Linked DNA regions of Homo sapiens: region 2 is linked to region 1. A link is a loop called in an ENCODE intact Hi-C map of the cell type or tissue named here. Cell type or tissue: PC-3. All regions are shown on one strand. Each heading gives the region's core, and the rest is flanking DNA. Links, peaks and the distances in the headings are about the cores only.

Region 1 (2,823 bases), core at 53-2,552:
CAGCGAGACTCTGTCTCAAAAAAACAAAAAACAAAAATGAATATATAAGTGAGGCAAACAGACAAAATTCTTGCCTCTGGAATTTATATTTTAATGGAATAAATGTCTGCCTACTCAAACTACCTATAGTCTCTCAATGATTTATTTTCTAAGAGTAAATAAGAGATACTTTTGGAAACTGTGTTCACTGTTCTCAAGCCAATAAATATTTAAGTTACACCCTCTGGGATCTACATCAAGATTTCAAGACAGCAAATACTTATCAGATGCCTACCACTTTCCCAATATTATTTAAGAGTTGTTTCAACATCAAGGGACAAGGGGACAGAAAAGGAATGGGAACACACTCTAACCTCGCTGAGCTACTCCACCCCAAATTCTGAGAACACAGTGGAGCTTGGAGGTAGACTGGAAGGAGTTCTCTAGGCCGGAAAAAGGTGGGTCTGGTTCTCCACCCTTCTGAGCCTCTCCTACAGCCACGAAAACTGCCCCAGGATGTCCTCAGGCAGGCTTACTTCATAGGATGTAAAAAAATAAAAAATAAAAATTAATGAAGTTGGAACCTACACATCACGCAAAGGTTGCTAACCTTTACCCTATATAATTATCTTAAGTGACCTGAAGAGTATATGGAGATCCTAAAATTACCTTGTTCTTGTAAGCAATGTTAAGGACACCTTGGTTTATTGAGCCCTTGGTAACTTCTGTCAAATATACAGTACTGTCCTTGAAATAGTGTATTCTATAGAAGAAAACACTTAGATTAGTGAACAGGCCAATTCTAATAAGCTTCTTTTAAACACACAAGGAGAAAGAAAAGATGTTTTTTTGGGAATCTTGCTTGCAAACTTTTCAAGGACAATGATTTATTCTCAAATTGCTTTCTGACTATTTGGTCAGTACCCTGACTAAAAGGTACCTTTTCCCCGGGTACCTAGTACAGAGTTACATAAATTCTAGGTAAATATTCGTTGACCTGGTAAATGAATGATGAGGGTCAGAAAACTATCATATAACTAGATATTTTAAAATACTTTCCACAGAGAAATATCCATCTTCCATAGGGCCTTTTGATTTTGGTAAATGCTTTGTCATCATTTCAAGCTGAATACACTCAAAAACAGATGAGGATATAATGGTAAAGAAAAAAATAAAAAAGTAACTTGTTCAAAAAATTCATGATTTTGAAGATATTGTGAAAAGCAAATCATCTCAAGTTAGATGATATAACAAATTTTTGATAATAACTGTTCAAAAAGATGTAATTCTATAGATTTGAGCCACTAAAAATCTCTGGGCATGGTTTCCACATGAATATGAATGAGAGAGAGAGACATAAGTGGCTATAGACACCAACCAATCCCACTGCTATGTAAATTATATCTCAGTGATTTACTCACCTTCCAGTGTAAACCATTAATCTTTAAAAAAAAAAAAAAAAAAAAAAAAAGGAAGAAAAACACTGCTTGCTCAATGCTGCCATCATGTGGTTAACATACTTTACATGCAAGAGAGTGGTCTTCACTTTTCTTCCCCTTGCTCATAAGCTCTTTGATATAAACCTCCCTCTGAGAAAGTTTTTCTTTTTAAGTTGGATAAATAATATTGTGTGAGGATGGCTTTGCTTCTATGTGACTAAACAAATAATGTCAAAAAGAATTTGAAACAAAATATTGGGTATTTTTTCTTTGAATGAACTTCAAGTGCAGAAATTGGATTAATCATAATTCATGGGCTTGTGACACAACCTCAATATTGGTCCAAACACAATGCAATTTAAATTAGTTTTTCATAATAAATTAGGCATATGCAAATCTACTACCCCAAACAAAAGTTATCGCCTTGATCTATATTTAACCTTAATCTATATTTAACCTTATAGTCTACCCAATTAGTCCATTCTCCGTCCTGCTCCAAACAGATGTAAATTTCATCCTGAGTCCTGTGCCTGTCATTCTTTTGAGTCCTTTACTATATAGTTTTATTGTATTTTTTCTATTTCTAGTAGATTTGCATTTTTGATAAACAGCTTTATTGAAGAATATTTGAATATAATAGACGGCATACATTTAGAGAGTACAATTTGATAGGTTTTGATATATATATACCCATATATATACATATGTATACACATATATATATACCCATATATATATACATATGTATACACATATATATATACCCATATATATATACATATGTATACACATATATATATACCCATATATATACATATGCATACACATATATATATATACCTATAAAACCAGAATCCTAGTCAAGATAATGAACATATTTACCATTCTGAAAACTTTCCTCCTACTCTCTTCATAATCCTTTCCTCTCTTTCCTATCCCCTCAGCTCCAACTATCTATAAACATTTGTTATGGACTGAATTATGTCCCCCCGAAATTCATATATTAAAGCTGTAACACTTAATGTGATTGTATTTAGAGATAGGACTTCTGAGGCCAATTAGATTTAGATGAGTTCATGAGGGTAGGGCCCTTGTGATATGATTTAGTGTCCTTATAAGAAGAGAAACCAGAAAACTTGCTTTCTTCATCATGTGAGGACACAATGAGAAGGCTCTGTCTGCAAGCTAGGAAGAAACTTCTCACTAGAACCCAACCATGCTGGCACCGTGATTGCACACTTTCAGCCTCCAGACTGTGAGAAAATACATTTCTGCTGTTTAAGCCTCTCATTCCATGGTATTTTCTTATGATAGATGAAGCAGACTAATACACCACGGATATGCTGTCAATTCATTAGTTTTCATTTCATATAATTTTATTTAAATGAAATCACAGAGTATATAC
Region 2 (2,823 bases), core at 129-2,628, 120 kb before region 1:
TGCATATGAAGTGACTTCATATTTTGTCTTTTTCATACCTCTTTCTTATATAGCAGTAAAAAATAACAAGAAAACCACTTAATAGTAATCCAACACCAATCCCAATTGCAATGTATTTTTCATAAGAATCCACAGCATATGAAGTTAAAGTCAAGTGCTCACACCTTTCTCCAGTATAACCAGTAAAACACCTTTAAAAAAAGAAAAAAAGTTTAATTTTAAAACCTACGGTGGTAGAAATACAAATAACCTGTTTCAATAAATTTAAAAAAATAAATGGAAATAAGGAATTTAAATTAAAGAGGCAAATACCAAATGAAAGCCAATCTGTTACGGGCAATGAAGCAGCTATGAATTTTCCAATAATCATTAAGGCCCCATATTTTCCCTTCATTAGTAGAGGGAAAAGGTAGTATGCTTGCATAATTTACTCTAGAAAAATCATTAGCCTATTCTTCCATAGGCGAATACTGAGCAAATCATGATCATAAAAATAGTATCTTAGTTGCTCTAGAACTTCATATTCCTGTAATGTTTTTGCCTTAGTTTGCTTCATTTCATCCTGAAAACAACCCCAAAACTTAAAATCACCTTTGCATGTTGTTAAAAATGCAGATTCTGATTCAATAGTTCTGGGGTAGAGCATAGATCCTGCATTTCTAACAAGCACCCAGGTTCAAGAGATGCTGCTAATCTGGGAACCATGTTTTTAATTAATGAGAATTAAATAGTTTGGACAAAAGACTCCTTAGATATTCAAATATGTAGAGGCCTGTCAAGTCATGTTCAGATTATGCACCCTTTTAAACTAAAGAGAGAAAAGTGTGGAAATGTACTATATGAAACAACAGAGACATAAACTCATCTCCTGTCTCTAGGACTTGGATATTTCTTTGCATTTACCTGCAGATGGCTTTCTCTAGCTCATGGTGGAATGCACAAGCACCGTTGATGCAGTAACTGTTATGATCTTCCAGGCAAAGGTGTGAGAACTTCAAGGCTATGGGTCCTTCTATGTTGTCAGCTAGGAAAAGGAGATACAATGTTAGCAAATGAAATGTGTCTTACTTTTATGGTAAATTTTTAATACATATGTAAATAAATTTTTAATTTTAAGGATATTTGGGGGTGGTGCTGTGTCCTTTAAACTATTGATTCTCTTAGCAGGTTGTATTCACAAGGGCTGGGTTAATATCATCTAGACATATGACATATTATTAATTAATTAGGGGATGGAGGTGGATTGATGATTGTTTCACTTTTTAGAAGCAATGCAGTAAGACAGAAAAGGCAACAAATTCACCAAAAGGTGGCAGCATTGGTTCTAGTCTTAGCAGGTTATTTTGAGCGATGCTTCCCAGACTTGTGTCTGAATACTAATTAACATAGAAGATCTCACATAATATTTCGATTTTCTTCCTTTACACCTGAGAAGTCAGCACTTGCGAAGATTTGAATTTACACTTGTGAGATAATAAACAAGATTCTTATTCCTGATTCTCTCTGATGTACAAAAGACAGACCTATGCCATTCTTGGTGTTTATGCAGTGGGAGTGACCCTTAGGTAAAATTGCCTAATTGAGTCCTTTGGGGCATACTTTATTGATTCTTAAATGTTTCTCAAACAGAATTAATGGGATTTTACTTGTCATTTTTATAAATAAACATATTTCCTCATCATTATGATAAAGGTATACCATATTTGCCTTGCTAAGATTAAGAGAATCTTACTTGTTTGTAGGGAAAAAACAGTTTTAAAAGGCATTCTTTTTTATATTAAAAATGCTAAATCTTTAGATGTTAAGATTACAAACAAAATACTATGTTGTATTACTTTATTTTGGTGAGAACACACATTATCTTCTAATTCACGTTCATTTTGTTGAATAGGATGAATATAATTTATCATTTTAATAATTAATTCTCAGGCAGTGAGAATTTTCCATTATAAACTGTGCTGGGTGCTTTCTATTTCAAGACTAAACAAGTTCGATTAACTAAGCCTGAAACTAGATTTGGTAGAAAAATGTGAGAATTAAGCCATTTCTAAAGAAAAGTTATACCAGAGAGACTCATCTTTCCCCTAAGAATGAGAATGATCATAACTTTATAAAAATTTTTCTAAGATACTAGATTGATATTTTTAAGTTAGATAAAAAACAAAAGGAAAAATTAAAGTTCTCCATCAAGAAAGCAAAGGAAAAATACAGAAATGATATACAGTTGTACCTCTGTATTCATAGGTTCCACATCTGTGGATTCAACCAACCTCATAGGGAAAATATTTGAAAAAAAAGCATCTGTACATAACATGTACTGACTTTTCTTGTCATTATTCCCTAAACAATGCAGTATAACAACTATTTGCATAGCGTTTACAATGTTTTAGGCATAACTAATCAAGGGATGATTTAAAGTACATGGGTGTGTGTCTATAGGTTATATGCAAATATTTCACTATTTTATATAAGGGATTTGAGCATCTGTGGATTTTGGTACCCTCTGGGCAGGAGGAGGAGGTCTTGGAACCAATGTTCAACCAATAACGGAGGATGACTGTATTGGATTCCTTTTTACCATTATTATTACTTGTAACTCAAAATATTTTATTTGCTGTTCACCATTAAGGAAGAAAAAAAAATTTAGTACTGAGCATGCTATTACGAAGTCAGTCATTGAGAGAAAACTATGCTTCTTTAATTTTCTGCAGTATATTATCTTCTTTTTTTTTTTTTTTTTTTTTTTTGAGACGGACTCTCACTCTGTCACCCCGGCTGGAGTGCAATGGCCCCATCTCAGCTCACTGCAGCCTCCACCTCCTG

The links. Hi-C counts contacts between places; a loop is a spot of excess contacts. Peaks named below come from ENCODE experiments on the same cell type or tissue, not always from the same donor. Only the 100,000 strongest peaks of a DNase experiment are listed, where the experiment ranks them.
Region 2: it touches region 1 in a loop (12-fold over the local background); 78 of 110 quality-filtered maps call a loop at or near these places.

What each region holds. Positions count from the first base shown.
Region 1 is chr4:74,188,113-74,190,935 of GRCh38, reverse strand. All of the region lies in intron 3 of MTHFD2L (methylenetetrahydrofolate dehydrogenase (NADP+ dependent) 2 like), which reads right to left. Among named protein-coding and RNA genes, the nearest start is that of MTHFD2L, 31 kb to the right of the region's middle. In PC-3, for the core only: CTCF peaks have their summits at 1,296 and 1,495 (motif pointing left); a DNase peak (open chromatin) is centred at 1,475; H3K27ac peaks cover 1,291 bases.
Region 2 is chr4:74,310,386-74,313,208 of GRCh38, reverse strand. It overlaps EPGN (epithelial mitogen), which reads right to left. Exons shown (of 5, transcript NM_001270989.2): 3 at 904-1,024; 4 at 39-191. All of the region lies in intron 2 of LOC105377276 (a long non-coding RNA gene), which reads left to right. Among named protein-coding and RNA genes, the nearest start is that of EPGN, 3.3 kb to the right of the region's middle. In PC-3, for the core only: a CTCF peak has its summit at 1,326 (motif pointing right); a DNase peak (open chromatin) is centred at 1,328; H3K4me3 peaks cover 1,273 bases; H3K27ac peaks cover 713 bases.